3 separate regions of the Homo sapiens genome follow, and regions 1 and 2 are each linked to region 3. A link is an interaction called in ENCODE POLR2A ChIA-PET data of the cell type or tissue named here. Cell type or tissue: MCF 10A. All regions are shown on one strand. Each heading gives the region's core, and the rest is flanking DNA. Links, peaks and the distances in the headings are about the cores only.

Region 1 (7,640 bases), core at 1,024-6,023, 110 kb after region 3:
GGTTTTGTTTCTAAGTTTTGCTCTTGGTTTGAATAACAAAGAAGTAATGTGTTCTGTAGCATTTTTAAGAACATATTTGCATTTTATTTTATATAATATCAATATATTATATATCAAAAAATATGGTTGGAAGTTAGGTGAAGAACAATAATCTTTAAAAATTACAGGCTTCTTATTTCTGAATAGAACATTTGATTTATGTAGTATAAATTTGTTCTAATTGGTCATATTGGTTACAGTTACAACAGTCATTGGAGACACATAAAGCTTAAGGCAGGTTGCCCTATGTAGAACAAATACTAGATACTTTAATTGTTCTTGGTATTTGTATTTTTGTTTTATTGCTTCCTATTTTGTTGATACTCATAATGTTCACTTAGACATTTTAAGAATTTGTCTCAAACAACTTAGAAGAAACCTTTCTTTTCTCTTAAATGTCAGATTTTAGCAGCTCTGAAACTAGCCTAAACATTCAGGATTGCCTAATTACAGGATTCTAATGCTGGTGAGCAAAATGAACCAGATTTGTTCACCTAGATGCAAGTGAAGCTTCAGGCCACTCTGTTCCCGCTGAGATTTAGAAACAAGAAATGTCTCTGTGCTGTGTATATTGAACTTGTACCGTTAGTCATATGTGATGGGAGTACTGTTGAGAATGATCCCAGTTGCTGTGAACAGTATGTAGAAAATCTTGCCTGATGACATTGAACAGACTTTTAATAGCTACTCTGCAGATTTATATTTTCTGAGTTTAGTGTTTTGTTTCATTGTAATGATAGGGATAATGGTTGTGCTTTTTGAGTTATCGAACAACTTTGTATTTTCTATTTTCTTTGTACACAGCCCTGAGGATCTATAAGGGATTACATAATACAATGTGGTTATTTGAAGTGCCATTTTGGAGAATGGGCACTTTCTCAGATAATACCTTTCTAAAATATAACTGTTTTCATAGTTGAACTGCAAAAATCTGTTGGTTTGCACAATGCTAAGTTAGGAATTCCTTAACTCTTCAGCTAAACTTTACACTGTGGACCAAACTGTACTTTGTTATCTTATCAGATATATATTGGGGCTATTATTCCCCTGGGAGCAGCTGAGAAAGATGGTCGGCTCCGCGCAGCTGATGAACTAATGTGCATTGATGGAATTCCTGTTAAAGGGAAATCACACAAACAAGTCTTGGACCTCATGACAACTGCTGCTCGAAATGGCCATGTGTTACTAACTGTCAGACGGAAGATCTTCTATGGAGGTGTGTGAACTTGTTCCTGCTCTGAAAAGTTAAAAAAGAAACAAAGATACTAGTCTACTTCCTGTGTAGTTTTGCAGGTTATTTTATTACATTCAGTAGTATCTAAGATAACCCATTTGGTGTGATCCAGGGCCTCACTGTGGAAGGCTATGCAAACACAAAAGGATTCAGAAATAATACTACTATAAAAAAATAAATTTTGGGCTTCTATATTAAGATTATTTTCATATATTGATGCATTTTGCAAATGTATTATAGGTGGGAGTATTGATTTAAATCCGGTTTTGTTTTGTTTTGTTGAGTTGAGGTAGAGTCTCACTCTGTCACCCAGGCTAGAGTGCAGTGGTATGAGCTCAGCTCACTGCAACCTCCACCTCTTGGGTTCAAGCGATTCTCCTGCCTCAGCCTCCTGAGTAGCTGGGATTACAGGCACACACCACCACACGGCTAATTTTTGTATTTTTAGTAGAGACGGGGTTTCACCACATTGGCCAGGCTGGTCTCGAACTCTTGACCTCAAGTGATCCACCTGTCTCAGACTCCCAAAGTGCTGGAATTACAGGCGTGAGCCACTGTGCCCAGCCTAAATTTGTTTTGTTTTTTTTTAAATAACAAATACAAAATTATTTAGTCATACCAAGATATCCCACTAGCTGAATATACAAAGATTTTTGGATCCCAGTGAAATCTGAGCTACTAAAGGAAAGTAGGATGTTTCTACTTGAGAAGTTTTAGTATAATTTAACATTTATTGAGTGCTTACTATGTCCTAGATGCATGGATTATTTTATTTAATCTTCACAACACTATGAGGTCATTATCTAGTTCTATGATTACTCAGAGAAAGGTTGAGAAACAAATAACTGGTAAGAGGTAGGGCCTGGATTAAAAGTTGCAGTTTAATTCAGAGATCAGGGTTTAAACCATAGCATTAGGATATGAATATCTCTTATAGTTTCTCGCCAGTAGCTTTATGAATAATTAAATAGAAATTCTTATAAGTGAATTCTTTCCACTTTAAAATTAAAAAAATACAACTCTGTAGCACAAGAATATAAGCCTCATGAAGGTATGAATTTTTATTTGTGTAGTTATCTGCTGTAAGCTCGGCACCTAAAAGAGTGCCTGTCTGGTACAAAGTGGACATTAATAAATGTTGTTAATTGGATGAATATTTACATCACTCTTAAAAATGAGGCACTGTATTTTTTATTGCAACATTCAAAGTAAAGGCCTGCCTCCTTTGGTAAATACCAGGCATTTAGAATGCATATAGATTGTAATGCAGTACTGCCTCAATTTGGTTGTGTTGGAGGCCAAATGTAACTACTTACAGTAAAATTGTGATGTTATACAACCTACGCTCTTCCCTGGAAAGAATCATGAAGAAGTTTCATAGTAGTTTGGTATTATTGGAGACATTTTAGCTAATACATTCTAACTATGCATTTTGAAAAAAAAAAAGAAAAAAACATATTCTTAAAACCATGTGAATTTTCAGCCAGAAAGAGACCTTATAAATATGGACATGACTGCAGTGTGTTGTGGTTATTATTAACGATGGTTTGTACCAAATTATGGCAAAAAATATGCCCTTTTTAAAAAATCAGTTAGGACTTTGTGTCATTCTCAAGTTCTGATGTCATCCTTGAAGAGCAGAAAAAGGTGTAGGTTAATTGGCCATTTGTCAGGAATTTCATATGACCCTGTCTATGCCCAGAAGTGTTTGCTATTCATGTGGACAGCTTGTTATGTGTCCCAGCAAGTTGAGGGGTGGAGGTTGGGGAGGTTGAAGGCTGAGAACTGCTAATGATGAACTCATCTTATATCATCACTCAGGAAACTGCAGTTGCAAAACACATCATATAAGACAAATCCTGTACAGGTAGCAAACTGTTATAATGGGGCAGCATTTCTGCCCTGATGCTTTAACCTCTAAGACAGACATCAATGAATATCAGTCACTGAGCTAAATTATATTTATAATTGATTTTAAAAGGAAGTTCATGTGTCATTCCTCATTATGTGTTTCATTAAAATTATTGGTCCATGTTATAAAACTTGATGGAACTAAAACAGTTTTAGGAAGAATTTTTTTACTATCAAATCTCACAGAAACTTTGAAAAGCTTCCTTTAAAATGAGATCATGAGGTCAGGAGTTCGAGACCAGCCTGGCCAATATGGTGAAACCCCATCTCTTCTAAAAATACAAAAATTAGCCGGGCATGGTGGTGGGCACCTGTAATCCCAGCTACTCAGGAGGCTGAGGCAGGAGAATGGCGTGAACCCAGGAAGCAGAGGTTGCAATGAGCCGAGATCGCGCCACTGCACTCCAGCCTAGGTGACAGAGCAAGACGCCATCTCGGGGAAAAAAAAAAATGAGATAACATGAGATTGTATGTATTTTTCAGTAATCCACTCTGAGTATTTGGGAAGTCGGATGGACTGCTGTTGCCTACATCTGCACTCAGATTATACCCGAAGCTCACATGTGGGGCTGCTTTTCTATTCTTTATGTTATTAGAAACTGAATTTTTCTGTGAGAGGCTTAGCATAAAAACACTTTAGTCACCAGAAATTATGATGTTCCAGACATATCAAAACTGATCATGTTTATTACAGAAAAACAACCCGAGGACGACAGCTCTCAGGCCTTCATTTCAACACAGAATGGATCTCCCCGCCTGAACCGGGCAGAGGTCCCAGCCAGGCCTGCACCCCAGGAGCCCTATGATGTTGTCTTGCAACGAAAAGAAAATGAAGGATTTGGCTTTGTCATCCTCACCTCCAAAAACAAACCACCTCCAGGAGGTAAGGGCTATTGTATCTTATTGTCTCTCCCTGCAAGTCCAGTTTTCTGAGGCTCCCACTGGAGTTTATGAAATAATTAGGAGCTATGTATAAAATGCCTTAGGTACTTATCTTTTTAAGAATGGTGAATACTTTCCTTATTTTCAAAATTAGGTAATTTGAACCGAACCTTCCAGGCTTCAAGTTTATCTATTATCTCACATTCTATAAAATATTTAATAAGTCTCAGTAGCTCCATTTGCCTCAAGGTTATACTGAAGACAGTATGTCATAGATATGGATTTAATGAAAGGTATAATGCTGACTTTTAAGAAAATGGGGACATAGGTTTTGAAAATTAGGATAAATCGTGTATGTAGAAAATAGAGACTAGAAGCAATTGAGAAGAAGCAAAGCAGATTAACAGAAAAATCTTGACCCAAATATGTCGTAGATATTTTATGTTATTATTTAATAATAATTGCCATAGTCCAGCTATAAATTACCCTTGTTGAATGATAAGAGGCATACCTTTTATAAATGTTTCATTGAAAGGTAAAAATTTTGTCAACAATTGGAAAATGGATCTAAATATCTTGAACCAAGTTTAACAGAATATTCTAATCCAGAAGATGAATGTATTTATATCAGTTCCATGATCAAAGGAGGAATTACATCTGATATATTCAGGGCTGTTACGATTCAGCAAATGAAATATTTGTCTTGATATTTCTATAAAATAATAATTTTTAATATAATTATAAAATCCAGTTGAATATGAGAACCAGCTCCAAGTCAAATAATAAAAATCTTTGACCACATGAAAATGTGCCCTTGCCTTTACAAGTCAGTTTGATTATGTTTTGAATAGTGAGATCCTTTTAGACCAAGTGGTTGCTAAAACCTTAGTTTAAAAAAAAGAAAACACTTTTAGGAAAGTGTTGTGAGCCAAATCAGTTTGCAAAAATCTTGCTAAAATTAATGGAAATGTATAAGGGAAAAAGAGTCCATGACATGGATGAGTTATTGCTATAGTATTAGGTCACTGCTCACTGATGCTAGTTTCCATTTTCCCAAAGCAGTTGCCATGGAAACACTTGGAACTGGAACTGTCACTGATGCTGTGAGGATGATAATATGGCGTGTGTCAGAAAAATGAAAGGAAAGCAGCTTTTAGGTGGTTTTCATGTTGTATCATTGGAATCAGTATTTCCAAAAACAGATAACCATTTAGGATAATGATATTGTCATTCTCGTAACATACAATAACACCAGGCATTCAGATTAACTAAAACAGTGAAAGTATTACTCTAGTAGATAGATGCTAACCACTTTCTATATTGAAGATATTCCCTTTCTAGCACTACAGAAATTTGGGGAAAGTCTAGTGTTCACTATAAAACTAAGCTATATAGAGGAATTCAGTAAAATAAGTTTCATTGCTTAAATATATTTAAGCATATTTTTACATTTATTTATATTTAACATTTATGTTATATTAAATTTTAATATATTAAGTATTTTTATTTGTATATATTGGTAAATTTTTAAAAATTTAAAAATCTTTAAGTAGTTTTATATTTCCTTGTTTCAATCATTTTTTACTATTGTGATGGTTTTACCTATGGAGATACTTCATCTCTTTAAGATAGTGTCATTAAGTGTTGTGTTTTGTAATCCAACAAACTTGGATTCAAGTCCTGCTTATGTCTTTTAATAGCTGTCTGATCTTGGGCAAATTACTTTCCCTCCAAGAGCTCCAGTTTCTTCCACAAAATGAGGATGATAGAGACACTCCCTGTCTCATGAATGTGAGGATTAAAGGAGACAGGGTATGTGAAGCCCTTAGCCAAGGCCTTCAGTAAATGTTAGCTGCTGTTGCTTGTTGTAACTTCTGCTGCCATTGTTATCATCATCATTATTTAGAAAATTGTCACCGTCTCTTAACTTTTCTTTTAAAAAAAAACTTTTAAAAGTTCATCAATACTTAATAATGAGATAGGAAAGAAAGCCCAATTAAAATGTAAGATTGAGGCAGCAGCTAACATGTGGCAGGAGATGAGTATTTGCAGCTCATTAATTATCAGGCTGAATGGTAAATTAGGCTCAGGTTGTTGATGAATTTTATGTAAAGTACTTGAGATTTTCAGTCATGGTGTAAAACCAGAATTGATAATTTCACTGAAATGCTAGTTAATAATCTCATAAAATGTTGAGGCCTGAGAGTATTCTTGTTAGAATTTTATTTTTCACATATAGACAGAAAAAGGGTCCTGGGGAAAGCTCCAATGAGGAGTTTTCACTTACAGAGACTGAACACTTGCTGCAAACTGTATGACAGAGAAGGTTTGGTTCAGAAAGGAGTTAGCACAGGTGGAAAGGCAGGAAACCTGTCTCAGAATAGATCAGTATTTTCTTTTTCTTTTTTTTTTTTTTGAGACAGTCTTACTCTGTTGCCCAGGCTGGAGTGGAGTGGTGTGATCTCGGTTCACTGCAACCTCTGCCTCCCAGGTTCAAGTGATTCTCGTGCCTCAGCCTCCCGATTAGCTGGGATTACAGGCATGTGCCAACACACCTGGCTAATTTTTTTTGTATTTTTAGCAGAGACGGGGTTTTGCCATGTTGGCCAGGCTGGTCTCAAACTCCCAACCTCAGGCAATCCACCCACCTTGGCCTCCCAAAGTGCTGGGATTACAGACATGAGCCACCGTGCCCAGCCAGATCATTCTTTATGGACCTCATCTCAGGTATTTTCTGATGACGTATGTCTCAAGAAGAGTTCCTAGTAGCATCTGTGGTACCAGTTATGGAATTCTGAGTTTCTCTACTGTTGACTTTTTCAAAGATCAGGGATCCAGGTCTAGCATCCTCACAATTTGTCTAAGTGCTGAATGAATGGAGTACTTAGAAAAGGCCTCTATTTAAGATTAAGAAGACTCGGCTAGTTTTTGCTTTACTAGTACTTCAGAGCTTTTAGTGTTATTCCTTCTTATCATGTAGTTTTCAGTTCTGGTTGCAAAGGATTTCTTTGAAAAGGGAACATTTCCAGTTACTGTTCTTTGTTTTCCTGAAAAGAAATGTTTTAAGAGCACTAAAGTGATCTCAGGATCTAGACAAGCCAGGCTATGAGACAGATTTAGGCCAAAGATGAATGAAGATGGATAAGTTGGCTTTATGGCAAATGCCTGTAGACTTTGTGTATCAACAAAAACAAGGCAGGACTGAAGGCTTTTCCCTAGCTATGTGAACTCTAAGGGGTTACCTTGAACAGTTTCCCAGTCCGTTTAGAAAATGTTCAGAAGCTACCTTTCTACTGGTCTGTTTGCTATTTTTAACTGTTCCGGTGACACTGCTATAAATACTAAGACAGTAACAATCTGACTGCTTTTACCTTCCCTCACCCAGACAACCAGCCCTTTAGGAAGTTGTATACCACCATGCACCAATTCTTTTTACCACATTGCTCGCAGACTGAGAAAGGGGACCACTAAGATTTCAGAGATTAATTCTATTTAATGCTTTCCCAAGTCTGAACAAACTCCTTTTAGTGAGCCAAGGAACTGAATGATTTTCTTCTCAGAGTATCTAGAAAGA
Region 2 (7,640 bases), core at 1,748-6,747, 98 kb after region 3:
ACTTCCAACTATGTGGTCAATTTTGGAATAGGTGTGGTGTGGTGCTGGAAAAAATGTATATTCTGTTGATTTGGGGTGGAGAGTTCTGTAGATGTCTATTAGGTCTGCTTGGTGCAGAGCTGAGTTCAATTCCTGGATATCCTTGTTGACTTTCTGTCTCGTTGATCTGTCTAATGTTGACAGTGGGGTGTTAAAGTCTCCCATTATTATTGTGTGGGAGTCTAAATCTCTTTGTAGGTCACTCAGGACTTGCTTTATGAATCTGGGTGCTCCTGTATTGGGTGCATATATATTTAGGATAGTTTGCTCTTCTTGTTGAATTGATCCCTTTACCATTATGTAATGGCCTTCTTTGTCTCTTTTGATCTTTGTTGGTTTAAAGTCTGTTTTATCAGAGACTAGGATTGCAACCCTTGTCTTTTTTTTGTTTTCCATTTACTTGGTAGATCTTCCTCCATCCTTTTATTTTGAGTCTATGTGTGTCTCTGCACGTGAGATGGGTTTCCTGAATACAGCACACTGATGGGTCTTGACTCTTTATCCAATTTGCCAGTCTGTGTCTTTTAATTGGAGCATTTAGTCCATTTACATTTAAAGTTGATATTATTATGTGTGAATTTGATCCTGTCATTATGATGTTCGCTGGTTATTTTGCTCGTTAGTTGATGCAGTTTCTTCCTAGCCTCGATGGTCTTTACAATTTGGCATGATTTTGCAGTGGCTGGTACCAGTTGTTCCTTTCCATGTTTAGTGCTTCCTTCAGGAGCTCTTTTAGGGCAGGCCTGGTTGTGACAAAATCTCTCAGCATTTGCTTGTCTGTAAAGGATTTTATTTCTCCTTCACTTATGAAGTTTAGTTTGGCTGGATATGAAGTTCTGGGTTGATAATTCTTTTCTTTAAGAATGTTGAATATCGGCCCCCACTCTCTTCTGGCTTGTAGAGTTTCTGCCAAGAGATCCACTGTTAGTCTGATGGGCTTCCCTTTGTGGGTAACCCGACCTTTCTCTCTGGCTGCCCTTAACATTTTTTCCTTCATTTCAACTTTGGTGAATCTGACAGTTATGTGTCTTGGAGTTGCTCTTCTCGAGGAGTATCTTTGTGGCATTCTCTGTATTTCCTGAATTTGAATGTTGGCCTGCCTTGCTAGGTTGGGGAAGTTCTGCTGGATAATATCCTGCGGAGTGTTTTCCAACTTGGTTCCATTCTCCCCATCACTTTCAGGTACACCAATCAGATGTAGATTTGGTCTTTTCACATAGTCCCATATTTCTTGGAGGCTTTGTTCATTTCTTTTTATTCTTTTTTCTCTAAACTTCCCTTCTCGCTTCATTTCATTCATTTCATCTTCCATCACTGATACCCTTTCTTTCAGTTGATCGCATCGGCTCCTGAGGCTTCTGCATTCCTCACGTAGTTCTCGAGCCTTGGCTTTCAGCTCCATCAGCTCCTTTAAGCACTTCTCTGTATTGGTTATTCTAGTTATACATTCGTCTAAATTTTTTTCAAAGTTTTTAACTTCTTTGCCTTTGATTTGAATTTCTTCCTGTAGCTCGGAGTAGTTTGATCGTCTGAAGCCTTCTTCTCTCAACTCGTCAAAGTCATTCTCCATCCAGCTTTGTTCCGTTGCTGGTGAGGAACTGCGTTCCTTTGGAAGAGGAGAGGCGCTCTGCTTTTTAGAGTTTCCAGTTTTTCTGCTCTGTTCTTTCCCCCTCTTTGTGGTTTTATCTTCTTTTGTTCTTTGATGATGGTGATGTACAGATGGGTTTTTGGTGTGGATGTCCTTTCTGTTTGTTAGTTTTCCTTCTAACAGACAGGACCCTCAGCTGCAAGTCTGTTGGAGTTTGCTAGAGGTCCACTCCCTACCCTGTTTGCCCGGGTACCAGCAGCGGTAGCTGCACAGCAGCGGATTTTCGTGAACCGTGAATGCTGCTGTCTGATCGTTCCTCTGGAAGTTTTTTCTCAGAGGAGTACCCGGTCATGTGAGGTGTCAGTCTGCCCCTACTGGGGGGTGCCTCCCAGTTAGGCTGCTCAGGGGTCAGGGGTCAGGGACCCACTTGAGGAGGCAGTCTGCCTGTTCTCAGATCTCCAGCTGCGTGCTAGGAGAACCACTGCTCTCCTCAAAGCTGTCAGACAGGGACATTTAAGTCTGCAGAGGTTACTGCTGTCTTTTTGTTTGTCTGTGCCCCGCCCCCAGAGGTGGAGCCTACAGAGGCAGGCAGGCCTCCTTGAGCTGTGGTGGGCTCCACCCAGTTCGAGCTTCCCGGCTGCTTTGTTTACCTAAGCAAGCCTGGGCAATGGCGGGCGCCCCTCCCCCAGCCTCACTGCCGCCTTGCAGTTTGATCTCAGACTGCTGTGCTAGCAATCAGTGAGACTCCGTGGGCGTAGGACCCTCCGAGCCAGGTGCGGCATATAATCTCCTGGTGCGCCGTTTTTTAAGCCCATCAGAAAAGCGCAGTATTCGGGTGGGAGTGACCCAATTTTCCAGGTGCCGTCTGTCACCCCTTTCTTTGACTAGGAAAGGGAACTCCCTGACCCCTTGCACTTCCCGAGTGAGGCAATGCCTCGCCCTGCTTCAGCTCGCACACGGTGCGCTGCACCCACTATCCTGCACCCACTGTCTGGCACTCCCTAGTGAGATGAACCCGGTACCTCAGATGGAAATGCAGAAATCACCCATCTTCTGCGTCGCTCACGCTGGGAACTGTAGACCGGAGCTGTTCCTATTCGGCCATCTCGGCTCCCACCTGTTTAGTTTTTTTGTTTGTTTGTTCGTTTGTTTGAGACCAAATCTCACTCTTGTCATCCAGGCTGGAGTGCGATGGCAGAATCTCGGCTCATTGCAACCTCCGCCTCCTGCGTTCAAGTGATTCTCCTGCCTCAGCTTCCTAAGTACCTGGGATTACAGGCGCACGCCACCATGCCTGGCTAATTTTTTTTCTTTTTTTGAGATGGAGTTTTACTCTTGTTGCCCAGGCTGGAGTGCAGTGCTGCGACCTCGGCTTACTGCAACCTCTGCCTCCTGGGTTCAAGCAATTCTCCTGCCTCAGCCTCCTGAGTAGCTGGGATTATAGCACATACCACCACACCCAGCTAATTTTTTGTATTTTTAGTGGAGACAGGGTTTCATCATGTTGGCCAGGCTGGTCTTGAACTCCTGACCTCAGGTGATCCACCTGCCTCAGCCTCCCAAAGTGCGGGGATTACAGGCGTGAGCCACCGCGTCTGGCCTAATTTTTTTGTATTTTAGTAGAGATGGGGTTTCGCCATGTTAGCCAGGCTGGTGTCGAATTCCTGACCTCAGGTGTACTGGGATTACAGGCATGAGCCGCTGCGCCTGGCCTGAGCCACCACGCCCAGCCAGTGGCTTCTTAAACTCAAGAAATAAGGTGGTATTTAAAGATAGACTGACCCTGTCAAAAAGTGGACAAAGGATATGAACAGATACTTCTCAAAAAAAGACAATTATGTGGCTAACAAGCATATGAAAAAAAGCTCAACATCGCTGATTATTAAAGAAATGCAAATCAAAATGACAGTGAGATATCATCTTACGCCAGTCAGAATGGTGATTATTAAAAAATCAAGAAACAATAGATGCTGGCAAGGCTGTGGAGAAACAGGAACGCTTTTACACTATTGGTGGGAGTATAAATTAGTTCAATTAATGTGGAAGACAGTGTAGCAATTCCTTAAGGATCTTGAACCAGAAATACCATTTGATCCAGCAATCCCATTACTGGATATATACCCAAAGGAATATAAATCATTCTACTATAAAGACACATGCACACGTATGTTTATTGCAGCACTATTTACAATAGCAAAGACAGGAACCAACCCAAATGCCCATCAATGATAGATTGCATAAGGAAAATGTGGTATATATACACTATGGAATACTATGCAGCCATAAAAAGGAATGAGATCATGTCCTTTGCAGGGACATAGATGAAGCTGGAAGCCATCATCCTCAGTAAACTAACACAGAAACGGAAAACCAAACGCTGCATGTTCTTATAAGTGGGAGTTGAACAATGAGAACACATGGACACAGGGCCGTGAACAACAAACACCAGGGCCAGTCGGGGGTTGGGGGACGAGGAGAGGGAGAGCATTAGGACAAATAACTAATGCATGTGGGGCTTAAAACCTAGATGACGGGTTGATAGGTGTAGCAAACCACCATGGCACACTTATACCTATGTAACAAATCTACATATTCTGCACTTGCATCCTGGAACTTAAAGTAAAATTTAAATATATATATATTTATATATGATATATTTTATATATCATATATATAAATATATATAATATTAAATATATATATGATATATAATATATATACACTATATATGATATATATAATATATATGATATATAATATATATGATATATATAATATATATGATATATTATATATGATATATATAATATATATGAGATATATATTATATATATGATATATAAATATATATGAGATATATATTATATATATGATATATAAATATATATGAGATATATATAAATCTATATATATATCAGGGGTGGAGGAGGATTTCTGGCTATAGGGGCTATAGGAACTTGACAGGATTCTTGCTGAATGCAGGCTGAGGTGATCAGGTAATCACCTGGAGAATGGTGGGGAATGAGGACTTAGATCATATATCAAGAGTGGGTGATTCTGGCTAAACCAACTTAGCAGGATTCCTGCTAAAGCTGGGCTCTGGAGGACATGCCAAGGATGAGGCCTACTGAAAAAAGAGCTCAGAGGAACCTGTCTAGAGTTTGGTTAAGGACAGCGTCTTTTTCAGTGTATGTATATATACATACATACAGATATATAAATAAAATTAATTTATTCAAAAAATATAATACAGTTTGTACAAGTAGTCAGTGGAGTTATTTGCTTCTGTACTAAATACCTACTGCAATGTGCCTAGCTTTGCATGGATACTTAGATATGACTCAGAGGGTATACTAACAATGATAATATAAATTATCAGGGTTTTTTTTTTAATGATTCACTTGAGCTTGAAGTCAAAATTCTTTGCTACTGAAATAAGTAGGATTTTAGACATTTATACATACATTTTAGAGAGGAGTTAGAAAAGGGAGAAGGTCTGTGTTAGAAATCTATCTTTTCAGCAGTTAATAGAGGTTTCCAAAATTCAAATTTAGTTGCTAAATTGTAGTTATTTTTGCCCCTCTAGCAAAAAAATTAACTTATTTGTTGATTTTAATATTTTTAACATGATTATGTTTTTCCAGGCGATGTTATTGTAGACATCAATGGCAACTGTGTCCTCGGTCACACTCATGCAGATGTTGTCCAGATGTTTCAATTGGTACCTGTCAATCAGTATGTAAACCTCACTTTATGTCGTGGTTATCCACTTCCTGATGACAGTGAAGATCCTGTTGTGGACATTGTTGCTGCTACCCCTGTCATCAATGGACAGTCATTAACCAAGGGAGAGACTTGCATGAATCCTCAGGATTTTAAGCCAGGAGCAATGGTTCTGGAGCAGAATGGAAAATCGGGACACACTTTGACTGGTGATGGTCTCAATGGACCATCAGATGCAAGTGAGCAGAGAGTATCCATGGCATCGTCAGGCAGCTCCCAGCCTGAACTAGTGACTATCCCTTTGATTAAGGGCCCTAAAGGGTTTGGGTTTGCAATTGCTGACAGCCCTACTGGACAGAAGGTGAAAATGATACTGGATAGTCAGTGGTGTCAAGGCCTTCAGAAAGGAGATATAATTAAGGAAATATACCATCAAAATGTGCAGAATTTAACACATCTCCAAGTGGTAGAGGTGCTAAAGCAGTTTCCAGTAGGTGCTGATGTACCATTGCTTATCTTAAGAGGAGGTAAGTAAAAGCACAACATAGAAAAAGTTTCAGTGTTCAAGCGTTTATATCTACTGATTGTCTTTCCTTACAGTTTAGAATGTGTTTTCCCAGCAGACTTAACTAGTAATTAGTGTGCATTTTCCTTAAGGTTCTGTCTGATTGTTTCCATAAGCAGTGTCTTTTTCAGCAGTTTTTAAAAAATTATTAGTGATTTCATTCATGTCCATTATGGATTTATTTCCCTCTGTATTCTTTTGAAAATCTGATTCATGGCTTTAATGATTAGAGAGAGTCACAGCATTGTGATACTTCAAATGAAATACATCCTCTTAATTTCATTTCTCTGTTGATGACAGTAATAGAAATTGACTCTTTCAACCAATGGTGTGTCATCTGGACCTCTGTAATGCACCAAAGATGTTTTGAAAGAGCTAGCATCTCTGTGGATAAGTAAAATGTTGGATGGTGTATTAATCTGTTCTGCAGAGGCAATCATGATAGCATGTGCTCATAAAGTTTTCATCTTAAGCTCTAGTATCTGACTGTAAATGTTAATTAAACCACACAGTGCTTATGTGAGAGAAATATAATTTTTATTTTCCAAGGTCATCAGCTGACATGAACTCCTCCCAGACATTTACAAATTCAGTTCCAAGGAATAATCACAAAGTTGAATTTTAATATGCTTTCTTAAATCCATACTTATAAGTGACTAGTATCTTAAAGAATAAAAGCCACTTACTCTTTTATCTCTCTGGATTTTACTTTTCACTATTGAGGCAAACGAGCACTTCAGCTTCTTTGGGAGTTGTTTCTTATTCTCGTTTCTTTGATTCACATGGGTTTCTTCTCTGAGTGATGGTGGAATGTGCTCCAAGTAAGGTAGAAATCTCTTTGTGAGTGCTTGAGAGTAATCCAGGGCTTCAACAAGTATAACAAAGACACCAAAGTTCAATGTCACACAGGTTTGATGTCAGTTTCCTGCCTTGCCACTTACTGGTTCTTTGGTATAGGAAAGAATCTTAGTTTACCTTCTCTGTAAGATGGTCATAACATTTGTGCCTTCAGATTGTTATAAAAATGAAATGAGATAATATATGTATAATGCCTGGTACATAGGAGGTTAGACACAGAATTTACTAGCGTACTAAAAGTTGAAGCTAGTTTTATCGTAAACATTAGCAGTATTTGTGATCTGGGAATGCATCCTCTGGTTTTAAACTTTGGTTCATTTTTTTTTTAAGGTCCTCCTTCACCAACCAAAACTGCCAAAATGGTGAGTATACACTGGTCCTCAAATCTTTTCCCCAACACACTGAGAGAGATGCCACATTCCCCTCTGTAAGAGGAGCTCACTGTGGTGATGATTATCGACTGGGAGAAGTTAGGAGGCATGCTGCCCTTGGCTTGTATTTATTAGAAACTAGGGAAGCGTTTGAAAAAGCCCCCTAGTGAGGAGATGTGCTCCACTGGTTAAGTATTGCAACTGGAGGATTACTAAAGGCCTATTGTACCAATAATCCTGTTCTCTAAGTTATAAAATGTGAACACATTAAAGAACCAACCTAGAGGTCTTTTTACTTTTGTGTTTCAGAGAAACAAGGTAGGAAGGACCTAAATGTTAAGACAGATGATAAACTATTACATCGTCTTGCCCCTGCCTGAAGAGAAGACGTACTAGTTCACATAATTTTGTGGGGACTATAAATATGCATGCACCTTTAGATAATCTTCTTACTTTTAAGACTAAATTAGGCTTATTTTTTTATTATTTATTTTTT
Region 3 (7,640 bases), core at 1,261-6,260:
TAAAGAAAAAAGTTTATTTAAGGCCGGATGTGGTGGCTCACTCCTGTAATCCCAGCACTTTGGGAGGCCAGGGCGGGTGGATCATGAGGTCAAGAGATCGAGACCATCCTGGCCAACATGGTGAAACCCCATCTCTACTAAAAATACAAAAATTAGCTGGGCGTGGTGGTGTGCGTCTGTAGTCCCAGCTGCTCGGGAGGCTGAGGCAGGAGAATTGCTTGAACCCGGGAGGTGGAGGTTGCAGTGAGCCAAGATCACGCCACTGCACTCCAGCCTGGTGACAGAGAGAGACTCCGTCTCAGAAAAAAAAAAAAAAGAAAAAGCAAAAAGTTTATTTAAAATGCTTTTCAAAATCACAAGGTAATTACATCCTTTGATAATACCTTAAGTATTGTTAAGTATTTAAGAATGAGTTTGTTTTATGTGTGTCGCTTACATTTTTTTTAATTAATTAATTTATTATTATTATACTTTAAGTTTTAGGGTACATGTGCACAATGTGCAGGTTAGTTACATATGTATACATGTGCCATGCCGGTGCGCTGCACCCACTAACTCGTCATCTAGCATTAGGTATTTGCATATATTCAGTTATGTTTAATTTGGATTCATACCAAATATTTTATTTTGTAACTTGCTTTTTTTCATTTAAAATATATCATGAGCATTGGACTGCATTGTCATATATTGAAGCATTACTTTTTTTTTTTTTTTTGAGATAGGATCTCATTCTGTTCCCCATGCTGGAGTGCAGTGGTGCGATCATGGCTCACTGTAGCTTCGACCTCCCTGGCTTAGGTGATCCTCCCTCTTCAACCTCCCAGGTAGCTAAGACTATAGGTGTGCACCACAACGCCCAGCTAATTTTTTGTATTTTTAAAATACAGACAGCATTTTACCCATCTCTACAAAAAATAGAGATGGTCTCGGACTCCTGGGCTTAAGCGATCCACCCATCTCAGCTTCTCAAAAGTGCTGGAATTACAGGTGTGAGCCACCATACCTGGCCAAAACATTACTTTTAATGATGTTGCTTAGTGAAAGGGTTTGTGTGTCTTTGAAGTCTACAGTAAAAGTATTTTTCTAATATGAATTTATTGGAAACACTATCAGTATAACAATCACATTATTTAAAATGTCATTTTTGCACGTTTAAGACAAGCGTTTATTTAGCACTATGCTAGATATTTTGGAGGATACAGAGACACACAAAACATAATTTCTGACTTCACACATGCTTAAGATCCAGTGAGGGAAGCAGACACGTACCCACTGTTCTGTGGCAAGAACCAATGGGGAGGAGAGATGAAAAGATGACCTTCTTAGTGTGGACTCCAGAGTTCTGCCCACGTCTTGTTTTCAGAGCAGGTGGACAAGCGGTCAATGTGCAGGTCTTTTGCTTTAACCTTATTTATGTGTACACAGCACTGTAGATTTATGTGTACACAGCACTGTAGAGCACTAGTTAGAGTAGACACAAAACTGAAACCACTAGATAAAACAATTGGGTGTGGAGGTTAGAAGGGTAGAGCTGGGTGTTGACAGACTGGTGTAGTTGCCTCAGAAGTGAGAATATAGATATAGATGCAATAGCATTTTCCTCTGGGGCACCACCTCTTTTTCTTTACATCTCAGATCCCTGGCCATGTGTCTGACAGTTTTTTAGAGAAATGATTGTTATTTGTAAATACATCATACACAGAAACACTTGCTTTTTTAAGCAAATAAAAATCATAAAAACAAAAAAAAGTCCACAGCATGATGGGTTTTAGTTATACATAATTTGAATATAAGGGAGCAATTTTGATGCTGCATTAATGTGGAATTCTACATGTGATAAACAGTGTTAGACTTTTAGAATATATATTTTTAGTTTGGTAGAGCTCATGGATTTTCCAGATGTATAGGCTGCTTAAGCCAAAGAGTTCTTTCTCTAGCTATGATTATAATTCTTCTGATTATAAATGCATTAAAAAATAATAAAGGAAGGATGAAGTGGAGGAATGTAAGAAATAAGAAGGAAGGGGAGAGAGAAAAGAAAACCTTTCTGGGCATGTGTAAGGAAACCAGCAGGCTTGACCTTCAAATGCCAGTGATATGTAGGACCCAGGGCAACAGATGAAATCTGACCAATACATTTGTGATGGCCCCTTCCAGGAACCTATGGAAAGTGGACACTCCCATTTTAATGTTTACTATTGCCATAATTCGTAATATAGACGAAGAATGTGACCTTTGTTAGCAGGAGCCTTTCTTGTGACTGCTGAGGTGGTGGCTCTATTATGTAGAATATAATAACATTGCTTCATTGCTTTAGTCTGTTTCTTCAAACTGTAACTTGAAAAACTGACTAGTTTTAAAAATGGAAATGGCTCAAGAGACTCCAGAGTATTTAATGCTTTTCACACTTGGGACTGGAGAGGAATTTAATTATATAAATTATTTTAAAAATCCATTAAGTTCCTGCTTGCCTGTAACGAGCGTGGCATACTTAGAGAAATGTGTAGATATAAACCTTCTGAGTTTAAAACCTTGGATATATTCTTTTAAGTAGGAGACAGACTAGAAATAATGAGAAAGCATTTGAACACAGATGTGGAATATAGAGGTGACCAGAAAGAATATGTTGATAGTTGTTAGCTTATGGGAATTGCAAAGGGTTTTAGTGTCAGACCTGAGTTAGTGGATGTTCTTTTAAATTATTGTTACAAGGTTCTGCGTAACCTACTGGTCTATGGAACTCTTATCTCAGATTGTGTGGACTCTTCCTCACTTTCTAAGAGCCAGCAACACTGGATTTCTCTCAGTTCCTCTAACCACTGTGTTCTTCCCCAGCTCAAGTAAGTGCTGTCGCATGTCTTGTTTCCTCTACCAACATTTCCCCCACTGCCCTTTTTGCCTTGCTGGCTCCTATTTATCTTTCAGATTTCAGCTACAATGGCACTTAGTGAAGTCTTCCCATAACTCCCAGATTTAGGATCTAAGTTGTAAATTCCCACAATACTCTGTACAGTAGTCCCCCCCTCCTTATTCTTGGGGGATATGTCCCAAGACCCCCCAGTGGATGCCGGAAACCATGGATTGTACCAGATCCTACATATACTATGTTTTTTGATCTAATAACCCAGACAGCTACTAAGATAGCTACTGAGTAACTAATGTGTGGGTAGCATGTATGGCATGGATATAGAGATGATACAGCAGGACAAAGGGATGACTCACATCCCAGGCGGGATGGAACAGGACGGTATGGGAGTTGAGTTCATTGCAGCACTCAGAATGGCATGCAATCTAAAACTCATTAATTGTTTATGTCTGGAACTTTCCATTTAATACTTTCAGACCAAGGCTGACTGTGGGTAACTGAAACCGTGGAAGACAAAACGTTAGATAAAGAGGAACTCCTGTACTTCTCTTTTATAATGTTTCCACGTTTGAAATTTCTTCTTCAATGTTTATCTTCCCTGCAAGACTTTAAGTTCCCTTTGGGCTCACTCTCATTCACTGCGTTTAGCCCTAAGTACCTACTCCTCAGAACTCAGAAATGACTAGACTGTGTCATGGAAAAGTAGGCTGTTATGAAACAGGAAACCTGTACTCTATAAGCTTATGCAAAAGAAGAAATTCATCAAAAGGGACCATGTCTCTTACACACACAGGTACATACGCGTGTGCACACACACAAACACACAGAGAAAGAGAGAGGGAGAGAGAGAAAGAAACAGGGATATTCTAGGACAGCGCTTACAATGTTTACAGTGTAGGCTCTGAAGACAGATTGACTGTGTTCACATCCCAGGTCTGTCACTTACTAGCAGTGTAACCTTGGCCAAGTTACTTGACTTCTCAATACTTTAGCTTCTTACCTATAAAATGGGAATAATAATAACACCTACTTCAAAGGTTATCATGAGGAGTGAGTTAAAACATATAGCATATACTATAATAAATATAATTAATATGTATATAATAATGATAATAATTCTAAAATAACAGCCCTAGTCATCAGTGTTTCCATTTCTTGTTCTTGTCTCATTCCTATGCCTCTTCCACAGAAAGAAGTGTTTTTGGCTTTTCCTGCTGTAGACTTGTTATACCCAATGGTGCCAGAAGATAATCGATTCAAATGGTTAGCTTAGCCTTATTTTATATTTCAGTCCAGATACCATTTTGTGAATATGTTTTAAAATGTTAATAAATAAAGAACAAAATTTGATGAATTGACATATAAACTATAATTAAAACCTACTTTAAAGACTCATAGAGCTTGCTGCTTTAATGAAGAATTGAAGAAATTGATGAAGAATTTATTTTAGTGTTTTGACTGAGCCAAAATAAAATCAGTTTCATTGTTGAAGAAACACAGTTTAACATAAACTTGTAGATAGACTATTAAAGAGTGCTGTATCAGTTAAGTGAGCACTGTCTTCTAAAATTTCATGTATTCAAGGATGGAGAGGGTCAAATGAATAGTTAAAAATACAAATTAAGGCCAGGCATGGTGGCTCATGCCTGTAATCCCAGCCAGCACTTTGGGAGTCTGAGGCAGGCGGATCACTTGAGCTCAGGAGTTTGACACCAGTCTGGGCAACATGACAAAACACTGTCTCTACCAAAAATACAAAAATTAACCTGGCCTGGTGGCGTGTGCCTGTGGTCCCAGCTACTTGGGAGGCTGAGGTGGGAGGATTGCTGGAGCCCCCGAGGCGGAGGTTGCAGTGAGCCGAGATCGCACCTCTGCATTCCAGCCTGGTTGACAGAGTGAGACCCCATCTAAAAAAAAAAAAAAAAAAATTTAAACTGATTAACTTATTCTATTTTCTAGGTACACACTAAATCTATAAAAACTAAACTAAATCAATAAAAATAAACCATGGCCTTGGCCTTTAGATAGCTGACAATTTAGGTTTAACAATGTATATGGTATTTTTGAACAGCTTTTGTGTCATAGAATGAATATGTTTTACTATGAAATGTATAGATACTGATTATCTAGAAAAGCATTGTAAATACTTTTATTTTTACAAAGAAGTAGACAGTTTGATTTATTATTTTTTAGGGATCCCCTTCCTTGAGCCAGGGAGCCAGTCTGGCATTAGGCTAATCTTACCACTTTCATGGAGGCTTCCCTTACTGCTATAGATCTCATGAGGTAGAAGAAGTAATAAGAGGGACTGCTATTCTGAGTCCTGGTCTAATGGAAAAGGACTAGTTTGTAATATTGGTTGTGTGTTGATGTGGTTGTATTGAACAGTTTATTGGGAAAGTCACCAAGTTGTCTTACAGACATCATTGTAAAGAAGAGAACTGAAACATGGTTATGCCCATCCTTTGCCTTTAAGGAAAACAGATATTTGCAAGATTATAGCATCTATGGCTGTGATTTCAAGGCTAGAGAGTTCTAAAAGAAAAATTATTAGAAGAAATTCTTATAGGTGTACAAAATGCCCTGAACAGCTCAGGTTTCTTAAAGGATGTGCATGATTAATAGATGAAAGGAGCACATAATCATCACACAGTTATACAGTGCTAAGACTTTAAGAAATAAACATTTAAGAATTTTCTCTTCAAAGGCCAAAATTTAAAAGGAACTAAGATGCCTCAGAGTGCACAAAGAGCTTTTAAGGTTGTGTTTGGAGCAAGAGCAACAAGAGGGAAGAGATAGCTCACTGTCTGAAGAAGATATTCTTAATGTCTGTTTACAGGTAAAAATCAGACCTATACAATTCTTACTTTGCTTCTATAATCTTGCAATAGCAGAAATCCTTTTCCTATAGTAAAAGGTAAAACAAACAACCTGAAACAGAGGAAATTAAACAAACAAACAAAAAATATGAGAAGATGGAGTATCATTCACTTTAAATGAATTTAAATTTTCAATACTGAAATGTATTGCCTCCCAGGAGTTGACGGACTCAGGTATAATCGTAGGGTTATTGTCACTTTTTTTTTTTTAACAAAATATAGTTTTTTGTTTGTTTGTTTTGTTTTGTTTTTTTTTTACAAAATCACTGAGAATATGGGGTAAATACTTGGAGACAAGAGAGAGACAAATGTCCTAGTTTCCAAAAAGGAATAAAGTATATTGCAAAAACCCAAGACCAATTCCCTACTTTAAACTGTGGTAAAATTTGAAGAGATTGTAAAAAAATGAAATATTGTGTTTAGAAGAGAATGGGATGATCACCATGAATCAATATGAATTTATAAGAATAAGACATGCCAAAATGACCTCATTTTTTTTTTGCTTTATTTTTAGTTGTATAATTGCTATTGGATTAGAGAATAGTAAAGACATGTTGTATCTTGACTTTCGCCAAGTGGTTGACAGTGTTTCCTTAACTATCCTTGTGGAAACATGATGAAATTAGATTGTAATTAGATTGATTTACAGCTGCTTGCCTGGCCATTGCCATGCCCGCATGCCCAGCGTTTAGTTAAATAATAGTTACTTTATATACTGGTTCCTCACAGAGAACTGGTGGTGAACATTAATTTGCATATATTCAGAAAGTATGGATTTGTAGTTAACGAGTTTTTTTAAGGATTTGTATGTTGAAACTTGAGTTCCTGGATTTATTCATGATTGAGGTTTCTGTTAGGGACTTTTTTGCAACCAAGCTGTATTTGTAAGATATATAAATCTGTTTTTAATTTACATATGTAACCTTGACTTATAAATTACTTAGAAGCCAAGGCGTAATATTAGCATTTAGAGCAAAGTCTGGCTATGTTAAGAATGCTAACGTTATGAAGAATCTTTTCTTTGTTCAGTAACAACTATAGTAAGCTCACTTGGATGTTTTTCATACCCTTGAAATGTCATTCCTGTGAACTATCCCTAAACAAAAGGCAGATGTTCATATACAAATTGATAATACAGATATATTCAGCAGTGTCTTTCTGAGTTAATGTGTCTGTTGGCCTTCTGGTAATCCCACAGTCAGCTGCCTGTTCAAGATATTTACATATTTTTTAAAAAAATACAAATTCCCTGGAATCATATCAAAGAGAGAACCATATATTTTGTTCACTTAGGAAGTTCTTTTGGCAGTCCATGATGGCTGCTACATCCAATATATTTTTTAATTAATTGTTACTTTTAGAGAATGCAAGTCCATAGTTAACTTATTAAACTTTCATAATTGATATTTCTTTGATGCTTGTAATATTTTGTTTCTAGCCTCAAAAAAGTGTGATAACTTTTTTGAATACTTGCAGATGTTTACATAAAATATCACATTTATTTATTTGCTTATTTTTGAGACAGAGTCCCACTCTGTTGCCCAGGCTGAAGTGCAGCCGCACGATCTTGTCTCACTGCGACCTCTGCCTCCCAGGTTCAAGCGATTCTCCTGCCTCAGCCTCTGGAGTATTTGGGATTACAGGCACATACCACCACACCCTGCTAATTTTTGTATTTTTAGTAGAGATGGGGTTTAATCATGTTGGCTAGGCTGGTCTCGATCTCCTGACCTCAAGTAATCCAACTGCCTCGGCCTCCCAAAGTGCTGGGATTACAGGCATGAGCCACCGCACCCAGCCAAAATATCACACTTACAAAATTGTCCCTCACACTTTTCTTTACAACTGTTCGTCTCGGTGTTACATCCAGAATCCCAGTAGAAATGAACGGTGAA

The links. ChIA-PET counts read pairs that join two places held together with the same protein. Peaks named below come from ENCODE experiments on the same cell type or tissue, not always from the same donor. Only the 100,000 strongest peaks of a DNase experiment are listed, where the experiment ranks them.
Region 1: POLR2A ChIA-PET joins it to region 3 with 5 read pairs; 3 of 35 experiments call an interaction of 5 or more read pairs at or near these places.
Region 2: POLR2A ChIA-PET joins it to region 3 with 5 read pairs; 3 of 35 experiments call an interaction of 5 or more read pairs at or near these places.

What each region holds. Positions count from the first base shown.
Region 1 is chr1:113,649,952-113,657,591 of GRCh38, forward strand. MAGI3 (membrane associated guanylate kinase, WW and PDZ domain containing 3) reads left to right here. Exons shown (of 21, transcript NM_001142782.2): 14 at 1,063-1,255; 15 at 3,879-4,067. Among named protein-coding and RNA genes, the nearest start is that of PHTF1, 110 kb to the right of the region's middle. In MCF 10A, for the core only: no CTCF peak of the experiment used is centred there; a DNase peak (open chromatin) is centred at 3,030.
Region 2 is chr1:113,636,640-113,644,279 of GRCh38, forward strand. MAGI3 (membrane associated guanylate kinase, WW and PDZ domain containing 3) reads left to right here. Exons shown (of 21, transcript NM_001142782.2): 10 at 5,272-5,877; 11 at 7,104-7,135. Among named protein-coding and RNA genes, the nearest start is that of PHTF1, 120 kb to the right of the region's middle. RefSeq lists an enhancer at 2,025-2,526. In MCF 10A, for the core only: no CTCF peak of the experiment used is centred there; no DNase peak of the experiment used is centred there.
Region 3 is chr1:113,539,092-113,546,731 of GRCh38, forward strand. All of the region lies in intron 1 of MAGI3 (membrane associated guanylate kinase, WW and PDZ domain containing 3), which reads left to right. Among named protein-coding and RNA genes, the nearest start is that of MAGI3, 150 kb to the left of the region's middle. RefSeq lists a silencer at 1,336-1,630. In MCF 10A, for the core only: no CTCF peak of the experiment used is centred there; a DNase peak (open chromatin) is centred at 3,230.